Regions from separate parts of the Homo sapiens genome. Here region 2 is linked to region 1. A link is a loop called in an ENCODE intact Hi-C map of the cell type or tissue named here. Cell type or tissue: dorsolateral prefrontal cortex. All regions are shown on one strand. Links, peaks and the distances in the headings refer to the core of each region. The heading gives the core; the rest is flanking DNA.

Region 1 (5,374 bases), core at 163-5,162:
GGAATGCAGCCATCTAGGGAATGTGGGGGTCCTCAGAGTTGCCCCTGAGGGCCAAGGGGTCCCAAGTAAATATAAACAAATTGTCCAGTAATCTGGTCTCCAAAGATGGGCCAGGCTCAGAGATGTGGTCATGCCAGAAAAATAGCTGATTTTGGCTCCGGAAGACACTAACTGTGAAGCGGAGCTGGACTAGGAGTGGACCGTTTCCATCAAAGAGGTGGGTGGGATTTAGCACACTGCCTTCCTTGTTTCTGTGTCCATTTTCTCCATAACATTGTGAGCTTTTGAGGACAAAGTTTTTATCTGGTTAACCTGTGAATGGATGGCACTTACTTAGTCATTCAATAAATATTGGTGGAAGAAAGTAAGATATGGAGGAAGGTTGAAAGGAAGGACAGAAGGGAAAAAGAGAAGAAAGGAGGAAGGGAAGGAGGGAGGAAGGAAATGCCAGAGGAATCCCTGAGACATCTCAGCCAAGTGCCACTGGCCTCAGCTAGTCATGGTAGATGAATATTTGTAAAAGAAACTAAGCTGATTCCGATGCTTCTGGGAAAAAATCCCAACTTCCAGGCTTGAACTTTAAGCTCCTCACCATCTGGCCCTAATATTTCCTTCTGGCCTCATCTCCCACTATCAGTGAATGAACTCAACCAGCCTGCATGCAGTTGGCCACAGCCTGGCCCTAGCACTGAAATCGCCACCTGGCTTTCTTATCTCTGAGTCACTCAGTCCCCATATCCTACTTGGATGGAACCCCTTGAGAGGTTTTAAGGGTCCTTTCCAGGCATCCAGTCCTAAGGATACTCATCTCTGAAAAGAAAGAGGAGAAAGAAAACGGATACAATGCAGGATCATGAGTGTGACAGCAGAAGGACTTCCAGGATAAGATGGAGCCTCCAAGGCTAGCTGAAGGCTCAGAGGGAGAAAAGTGCCTGAACTAAGGCTTGGAGGATGAGCTATGATTGCTGGTGATTAAGGGAGAAGACAGACATTCTAGACAGAGGAGGGGCCTATGCCCAGGCACAGAGAGCAGGTGCTGTAATGGATCCACTGCCCTTCCTCTGGCTCAGCCTGGACAATTCCTTTGCATCCTAGAGGTCCCAAACTTTCTTCTTCCGTGCGTTCCTCCCTCTCTGACCCTGTGGTCCCTCCAGCCCCCTCCCACAGAGCACCTGGTGCCACCCTCTCTCAGTGCAGGGCTCTGGGTCTGGGTCTGTTTTGCTTCATGGTCAGAGGTACAAGCACAAGTCACCCTCTTGCTCCTACTGGTCTGGAAGCACCCTAGAAACAGGTGACTCATCCTTGAGGTAGTCTCTAGCAGAGCCTGAAACAGGTGCTCAGCTGATGCAAATCTAAACACAACTGTAGCTATGACTATCGGGTGCTGTGCCAGGCACCAGATGTGCAGAGACAAATACAACCAGTAGATTCACGTACCCTTTTCTATCTAGGGAACACTCAGCCAGTGCTAAGTGCTTGGCATTTGTCCTTGCAGCAACCTGGTTCCCAATTGGGTCACTGTGACAGGGGAGAAATCGAAGGCCAGAGTCACAGATCCCACAAGTGGCAAAGCCAGACCTCAAACCCAGGGTGTTTTGAGTTCCAACTCAGCATATTCCCCAACACCCCAAGTGCCCTCCCTGCTCCCGGGGTTGTCCTGGGACTAGCTGGGAATGAGGCGAGTGAGGCAGTGCTGAGAGATCTTTGAAGGGCTCTGCAGGCCAATAGGTCCTCAGGCCTCACACCAGGAAGTCCCGGCTGCTTCCTGGACAGGAAGGCAGCGCAGGGGAGAGGGCAGGTGCCTGGGGACCCTGGGACCCTGGCCTGATCCTTCTTGTACATGAGCCACAGGGAACACAGCCTACAGGGCAAGCCCAGGAGCATCCCAAGAGGATGGACATAGGGGAGAGTGAAGTCAGGCCATCGCATATTATCCAATTTTTCTGGCACCAAAATCCCTGCTCCCCCAGGTCAGCATACTGCTCCCGTGATGTCAGCGCATGCAGTCAGAGTCAGAGGCACATGCACGAGAGGAACTGCATGGGTTCAATGAACCCGGGAGGTTACACTGTGAGGGGACGACCCACCAGATGGGACTATTAGAATTCCAGAAGTCTACACCATGTATGTCCGGCATGGTCTCTGGCTTCAGGCACAGCCCTGTCCCCACACCCCACACCCCACACCCACCCCAGTATAGTGAATATTCACCCAAGTATAGCGAATGCCAAGGGCTTTGCAATCATTTCGGTAATGACTTGATATTCCAGAGGATCTAACACCATGCCCAGATGGGACTTCAGGTGTATAAAGTGTTTTTACCTCCAGCCGGTTCCTACCGTGTCCCTGAGTACTGGGGTTCACCCCCATCCCAGGTGAATAGCAGGCCCCAAGAGATAACATGCTTTGCCGAGGTCACACCTTTATTTCAATGACACAATCCTTTATCAACACCCACTCAGTAAAAGGGACGGTGACGCTTTGCACATTTCATTTCATTTTTACAACGATCCTGAGAGACAGAAATTAATACCCTCATTTTACAAATGGGGAATGAAGGTTCTGAAAGGAGTTGATGCAATTTGGCTAAAGTCACACAGTGGGTAAGCAGCCGATGTGGGACTCAAACCCTGTCACACAACTGTGTACGCCAGCTCCGAAGAGAGCAAAACCTGGCAGAAGGAAGTTGGCCAGTGCAGGGTGGTACAAGCAAAATACAAGAGTTCAGAAGCTAGGCTGGGCCTGGAGCGGACCAGTGTTGAGGAAGCCTTGTCTCCTCTCCTCCCCCCGGAATGTGAGCAATGTTTGATGACGCAAGACCCAGGCCTTCAGCCGCCTCCAGGGTGAGACTGGGCCCTGGGTCTCTCCAAGCCTTGGTGGGCCCCGGCGGCTGGGGACTGTGTGTCCTTTGGAATGAATGGAGCCCACAGTGTGAGTGCAGGCCTGGCTAGGACCCAGGGGCAGAAGCATGGGTACAGCCACTTCATTGTGTGGGCACAGGAACCCACTGGGGCCACATGCAAATGAGCCAGCTGGTGGGGATGGCGGCCACAGGCCAGGAGTCAGCCACGAGGAGGAACAGGAAGGAAGATGCCCAGGAGGAGAGGCCCAGGAATCTGAGCACGCAGCCTCCATCCTCGGTCTGCTAGAAACCAAGATCCTAGGGATGGCTGCCCCACCTTTGCTCCCCAGTGGAGGTGCAGTCAGCAACGCTGCCGGGGTATGAAGGATTTGAACCTTCAAACGCTTGATGGCCCAGACTCTCTCCAGAACAGAAAAATCTGTGTGCACACACACTCATGCACACAGTATAGGCACAAATGCAAGCGATTCAGACCTAGGCTTGTATCGCTGACATAATCGGTTCTCAAAACCTTTATGACAACGTGCAAATGATTATGAAGTCCCCTTAGCGTTTCGATAGACCTACCACGTGCACAGCCATTTCTCTTCCAGTATCTTAGTTTATTCCCACAGCCACCTTTTGAAGTCAACGAAATTGCAAACTTCGTCCCTGGCAATATGTTTTACAGATGAAGAAATGAAGGTTGGGCCAGTATCGGTGATTTCATTACGGTAAATTGCCAGTTAGTGACAAAGCTGGCACTAAAAGCAAGGTCTTGTGACTTTTAGTCCAAAGTCTTCCTCCGTGGGGGCCCTGATCCTCCAGCCTGGGTCTTCCTGCCTGTGGGCTCCCTGTGGGCACCGCCACTCTCAATTCCCAGCCCCTTTGTGTTGTTCTGTCTGCTCAGGGGCAGCTCATGCTCCACCTCAACCTCCATCCCGTGGGCCTCTCCACATAGCTGGGTTCAGGCAGGGTCTTCTCCTGCCTGGGATAAGAGAATGGAAGGCTTTTAAATGGGTGAATCACTTAGACCCAGAGAGAATGCTTCAATTTGGTTATAATAGAGGGGAGAGGAGTCTACCCAGACAAGCAAGGGAAAAATGAATCCGCTGTGTGAACTGGCATGGCAGAGGCTGGGGATTGGCCAACACGATGTGCCCTAGGGCGAGTTGCTTGTCTAGTTTTCTCTTTCTGGGCACCAGAACCTTAGCTACAATAGATCTCTGGAGTATATTTGGCCTAGATATCTATATGAAACTTTTCTGTAGAGTTTTTTTTTTTTAATTCAGAACTCCATAAAAATCATAAAAACCAGGTGCTGTGGCTCATGCCTGTAATCCCAGAATTTTGAGGGGCCAAAGTAGGAGGATCCCTTGAGCCCAACCTAAGCAATATATTGAAACCCCATCTCGACAAAAAAATAATCAAAAATTTAGCCAGGAATAGTAGTGAACACCTGTGGTGGTCCCGGCTACTCAAGAGGCTGAGGTGGGAGGATTACTTAGCTCAGGAGGTAGAGGCTACCATGAGCTGTGATCATGCCATTGCCTGGACTACAGCATGAGACCCTTTCTAAAAAAAAAAAAACCCAAAAAAATAAAATAAGGAGACCATTTTAACCCGCAGTGTAAGAGGACAGGAAGGCTGTGACCATTATTGATAACCCCTACCCAATAAATTACTGAAACTTCTCACGCAGGTGAAACGATAGGAGGAAAAGTTGGGAAAAGTATGTCTGGTTTGTTCACCAGGAGACCTCAGCAACCAGCCCAGAGCTGGCCACACTAAGTGGGCACAATGCACGATGCTCCATGTGAACACTGACTCTTCCTTTTCTCTTAGCTGGGCTGGAAATAGACTTTGTCCTCTGACTTCCTTTGTCCTCATCTGCAAACAGGGCAGATGTGAGAGGCCTGGCAAGTGTCTATGATCTGGGTGAAAACATCTGCTTCCAGCACACACGACACAAGTCAGCAGGAGCCAGGAATGTTCCTGCACTCGCTACCGTTTGACTTCTTTCATTAATAACTTGGGAGGATTGCAGGCAAGGGCTTCTGGCAGGAATGAAAGGAAATGATCCAAGAAAAAAATCAAACTCATAAATAAGTTAAAGTGACTGATGGAAGGCTTTTGATCTTTTTTTTTAAGTGAAATATGGGCATTTCCCTTCAGAACTCCGCAGGTAGAGGGAGAAGCCAAGAGGGCTGACTTCTTAGGGGTTAGCATGTAGACACACACTTTCAAACTATGGCCCCTTCTCATTGGTCTTCTGGGGATCGGGAAGTCTCAGTTGGGCTGAGAGGAGGATGGCAGAATAAAGGAGAAAGAGCATGAACTTTGGAATCAGTCCAAGCTGGGTTTCAAACCAGTTGTGTGATCTTGGGCAAGTTCATTATCCAAATGTTACATTCCTTTTGTGTCGACTGGGGGAAAGAATGCCTGCCTCACAGAATAGCTGTGGAAACTGAACTTGGTGATGTGAACATATATTAATCAGGATAAGTATTCCTTAACTGCCACAATGGACAA
Region 2 (5,374 bases), core at 115-5,114, 70 kb before region 1:
GGAGACCTCCTGGGTTCATCCTGGTCTAGCATGAATGACTCTGTCTTGGATACACCAGGCTTCCTTCCCCTTTCTGCAGTAGAATTCATCGAATTCTGCCAGTGCATTAGAGATGTGGGCTTAAGAAAATCCAAATGACATCAATCAACTAGTGATGAACAAATATTTGCAGAGCCCTTCCTCAATGTCACACCCTCAGTTTGGAGCTATAGTTTAGAAGAATATGGGGATTAATGAAACCTGGCTGCTTCTGTTACATTCAAGAGGAGAAAACCAACAATAAACACACAGATGGTACGTCAGATGGGGAAAAGAAGGCAGGGGGAGAGGGGTAGGGAGGAAGACTCCCCACTCCTGGGGGATTCGCTGCGGAGACAAGATTTATGTTCAGGAAAAGTTAACATGCAGGAAAAGTAGTTACAATATAGCTCCTTAGTCTGAACCATGACTAGATAATCATATGGTGAGCCTTTAAATGTACCTGTGGGATACGGAAAGAAAGGACCTCCTTGTGTCCTAACCCATGGAGCAGGGGGGTGCAATAAAGTACTGTGGGTGACAGAGTTATTTGAAGGGGTGATGAACTTTGCGGGTGAGATGGCCTGAATTATCAAGTTCAATAGATAAGGAGGGTGAGGCCTAGAGGGGATGTTTCTCACCCAAGGTCACACCCAGAGCCAGTGTCCAAGTGGGACTAGGGCCCAGGTGGCGTCCTCGGGTTCTTCCAGGCCTGCCTCTTGCCTCCTAAACATTTTCATCTGTTTCTGGATATTGGTGGCTCCATGAACTTTGGGCGATCTCAGCGTTTGGTTTTCAGGTCTGTGACTGGAAGGCAGAAGGGATCTGCTGACTCCACCTGCAGATGGACTGAGTCCTTCTCGTGCCCATCACCTTACCGCTAAGGTGTAAAGGACTCAGGAAAGGGACACAGGAGCTGGGTCAGGGTAGCTGCAATCGATTGCTTGGACAAGAATGGACCAATGACACTCACAGCTGACATCATGGTGGTGACTTTTTATGAAAGTCAGGCCAGAGCAGACACAATGAAAGTTAAAGCATTGAGTGTGAAGTCTTGTCTTGGAGTCAAAAAAGCTGAACCAACTAGCTCAGATTGGCAGGGGGTGATGGGGATATATGGCAAGCACAAGGGTATGAGAGAAGGACCCTAGAAGGTTCTAACTAAAATTAACCTCAATTTTGTTTTATTTTTTTTAAGGAGAAATGTGGTTTCACTATGTTGGCCAGGCTGGTCTCAAACTCCTGACTCAGGTGATCCACCTGCCTCAGCCTCCCAAAATGCTGGGATTATAGGCGTGAGCCACCATGCCCAGCCAAATTAACCGAGATTTTATGGGCCAGCTGTGTATGGGGGCAGTCAGTTAGCTAATGTGACTTCAGGCTGGATTGCTAGAGATTCAGTGCCTAGAACAAGAAAGATGATGCTCTTATTCTATTTGTGCTGGTCTGCCCACTCCTGGAACATTGTTTTCAGTTGTTCAGAGGAAGAGTGGACAAATTAGCATATCACGAGAAGAAGGGGCCAAGGGGGGCAAAGAGACAACAAGTATTCCCTTTGAAAAACTTCGGAAGGAAGTGAGGGTCTCATCCTAGAGTGGAGGTGGGCATACCAGGAAGAGGAGATCTACTGTGAATATCCGTCAGGATGAGAGGTAACAGTTGTGTTTTGTACAGGCCAAGAGAAAGACAGCTTAGAGTTTGCCTCTCGTGGTAATGACCTTCATGTCTCTGGAAGCACTTGTATGAGGGCTTAATCATAAGAGATGCCAGAGAAGGGATCGCTTCACATAACGATAACAATAGTAATAGCTAACACTTGTTAGTTGTTACTATATGCTGTGTACACTTTACGCCAATTAACTCAATTTTCATAACGACCCTATTAGGTAAATACTATTATTATCCTCATTTGACAGAGGAACAGAGGGTTATTAACTTGCTCAGGGTCCCACAGGGCTTTGACACCAGGCAGTGTGGCTCCATAGGCTGAGCTCCTGTAGTGCATGAAGAGCATTTGTGCAAAAGACCTCTAAGATTTGTCCCATTCCTGAGACCCTGAGGTTTCAGGGAGTTCCCTGCTGGGACCATTCCCCAGTTATTTACTTCCTTGTAATAGGTCATGCTTAGCGTAAGGCCAAGGAGACAAGACACTGCTGACTCATTCTTTCCCAGCTGTGCAGGCTGGGCACAGAGCCAGGCTGCTTGTCCAGCCCTGGGGCAGATGCCGGCTGCTGCGGTTTGGCAGTGGGTCAGCAGCTGGGATGAAGCCACAGAGTCTGACCTGTGAGGAGGGTGGTGGGTCCACAGGAACCCAGGCTCTGCAGCCCTTCTGAGATGGGCGGATCTGGGCATAGGAAAGAAATGCAATCAGGAATGCAGCAAGGCAGAGTTGAAAAGTCCTGTGAAGACTGTGCTGAGCATCAGGGTCGGGTAAGCCTCCTCTGGGGGTTGCATAGGAGCTGCTCACAATCATCCCAGTATTATTCACATCATCTGTATTTAGTGGCACCTCCTTGGTGCCAAGGTGTGAGCCATGGCCCCGGGTAGCACAGCCTCCTGCTTCCCAGCTGCTGGAGGGATTGCCCTGATCCCATGCTTCTCCAAGGTGGTCTGGGGGAAGCAACCCAGCAGCAACTGTAGGAGCTGCCCAACTCTCCCACTGCCTCAAGGGCTGAAGGGATTAATTTCATGGCATACGTGTGTCCCCCTAGATAAGCTCTGCTGCAAAACACAAAAGTGGCCATGTTCTCTCCCAGCACTTGAGCTTGCCTTGAGACTGAAATCCAAGTGATGCCCCTCAGGCTATCACCTCTGGTGGATGCCCCTCCAGCCTGTCTTACCCATGTCCTTCTTGGGCCATCAGCCTTCTGTTACCTGCTGGGATTGTTCCCAGTCTGGGACACCATACCCCAGTTCCTCACCTGCCTGACTCCTGTGGGCCCTTGGAGTTAGCACAGGTTTCACCTCTTCCAAGAACCTTTCATCTTGTCAGAGCATTGGCCAGGCAGCCCCGGGATCCCTGGTTGACTCTTCTGGGTTCCCTGAGGACAGGGCTGTTCCTCATCTCTGGAGTGCCAGCCCCTGCAAAGCAGTTGGATAGAAACGCAATCGTTATTGGTGACAATTTCTCACAGTTCTACAGCTCCTTACGGTTTATAATGCATTTCACACTTATTCTTGCATTTGAGTTTTGCAGAATTTTATGTGTGTTCCTTTCTCTGTCGTCACTGAGTGCTCACTCTAGGCAGCCCTCTGCTAGGCGCAAGTGGCAGGATGGAGGAGCGTGCCAAGGACTAGGAGATTACATGGAGAAGCTAACATTAGCCTTAGTGCTTCTTTGCCATTTGGGGAAGCAGATTTTGGAAGCTGTCACTTCCAAGGTGGAGTTCTGGGAAGTGTTTGGGCTTCCCCTTAGCAGGTGCTCCCTAAATTCTAGGCACTCCCCTCCAGCACTAGAGCTTTGTATTCTGACCCCTGACCCTCACAGCCCTTTGCCTTTGATCAATGTATTTTCTCAGACTGGAACCTCCTTCCTCTGCTTTTCCCTGTTTATCAACCTAGTTTAGTTGCCCCTTGCTTCAGACAACCTTCCCTGTCTCTTTCCCTGCAGCCCCCGGAGTACTGTAAGGCCCTCCACCAACAGACACCTTTCACTTTATTGTCCTGAATCACAGGTTTAAGCTTAAGCTGGGTTCCCTCCATTAGATCTCTGGAGATCCAGAATTAGGGTCAGATTTATTTCTGTTTCCCTGCACAATATCTGTTACATAGCAGGTATTGTGTTGGAGAGGGAATGAATGGATGGATGAATGAATGAAGAAACTGAATTGAGTCCATCTCAGCTTCTCCAACAAGGACAGAAAAGAAACAGCTCAGGAGACGTAATCTTATAACATGGGGTTTCTCTGTAATTTGCATAAATAACCCACTCTACTAGGTTTCACGCCTCTTGGGAGACCTACCAGCTGCCTGCCTCTCACTTCCAGTTTCCAAAGAGGAAGGAAGGTTTCTACCAGCCCAGCTCAGCTGGTCCAGGGACTAAATTACCTTCCCATCACTGAGCCCCTTTCTCATTATGCCAGAGGAAGATCACTACTGCCTGTCCATTTGGGCGGCTTATCCACGTGGCCTGGTTCCAGGAGCCATCTGTGTGATGTCATTCCCAATACGATTTGAAACTTCCAGCATCTGCAGCCCCCACTGGTGTTGAATCATAGTGAGACTGGCATTATCATCACCTCCACTTTACAGATGGGAACTTATCATGGTGAGGGTTCTAGAGATGGGGTGGGGCCGGGCCCTGTGTCTCCAAACGAGCCCAGTGTATCTCTTGAGGCTGGCCTCTCCCTCTCCCTGGTACAAGCCAGGGCTTCAAAATCCAAAAGATCTTTCTTCATCTTTTCCAACCCACTATGACCCAAATATGCATCTTCCTTTAAGGAATGTCTTAGATTTAAAAAAATTAAAAACTCAAAAGCTTCTGAGGCATCTTACCTGAGCTTATCAACATCTTTCCCCCATTCCTTCTGATATAACTACTTGGGCTGACTTGAAGCCTCACTTAGGTGCAGCTGCAATGGTGTGAGGTTTTTGTTGTTGTTATTGTTTTTGAGATGGCGTCTGGCTCAGTCATCCAGGCTGGAGTGCGATCTTGGCTCACCGCAACCTCCGCCTCCTGGGTTCAAGCAATTCTCCTGCCTCAGCCTCCCGAGTAGCTGGGACTACAGGCATGTGCCACCACGCCCGGCTAATTTTTTTGTGTTTTTAGTAGAGATGGGGTTTCACCATATTAGCCAGGGTGGTCTCAAGCTCCTGACCTTGTGATCTGCCCGCCTTGGCCTCCCAAAATGCTGGGATTACAGGCATGAGCCACCGCGCCCGGCCGGTGTGCGGTTTTATTTGAATGGAGCTCCCGTTTGAAATAAAAGCTCTATGATCTAACCTCTCCTGGGCCTCCTGCCTTGCATCCCTAGGGGAAGTTTTGGGGCATAAAAGTCCAATTTCTTTTCGTATTGGACGCTTGGATGAGAGAAAGAGAAACGAAATCCTGGCACTGAAAAAAGCAGAGACAACCAAACCCAATTATTCCTACTAACTGGGAAGGAATTCCATTTGAGTTAGTGGTTCCCAAACTTGTCTGATGATAAAACTTGCTCGATTGGAACCTTTATGTCTGGACTCTGAAAAACCTACATTTTAAAAATTAGAGATTCCCTCCCCAAATTTTATCAACAGGGAAGACAGGGAGGAAAAAAGTTTGAGCTATAGACTTAATTCATAACACCTTCTTCTTAGACTTGAGAGATTCTTTAGGCATCTATCGTAATGATTTGATAAGACCGAAATGGAAGGAGTC

Evidence for each region. Hi-C counts contacts between places; a loop is a spot of excess contacts. Peaks named below come from ENCODE experiments on the same cell type or tissue, not always from the same donor. Only the 100,000 strongest peaks of a DNase experiment are listed, where the experiment ranks them.
Region 2: it touches region 1 in a loop (6-fold over the local background); 6 of 110 quality-filtered maps call a loop at or near these places.

The regions. Positions count from the first base shown.
Region 1 is chr2:15,798,261-15,803,634 of GRCh38, forward strand. No RefSeq gene overlaps it. Among named protein-coding and RNA genes, the nearest start is that of LINC01804, 110 kb to the left of the region's middle. RefSeq lists an enhancer at 2,489-3,336. In dorsolateral prefrontal cortex, for the core only: a CTCF peak has its summit at 3,155; a DNase peak (open chromatin) is centred at 2,931; H3K27ac peaks cover 3,829 bases.
Region 2 is chr2:15,728,445-15,733,818 of GRCh38, forward strand. No RefSeq gene overlaps it. Among named protein-coding and RNA genes, the nearest start is that of LINC01804, 40 kb to the left of the region's middle. RefSeq lists a silencer at 3,843-3,902. In dorsolateral prefrontal cortex, for the core only: no CTCF peak of the experiment used is centred there; a DNase peak (open chromatin) is centred at 2,237; H3K27ac peaks cover 2,001 bases.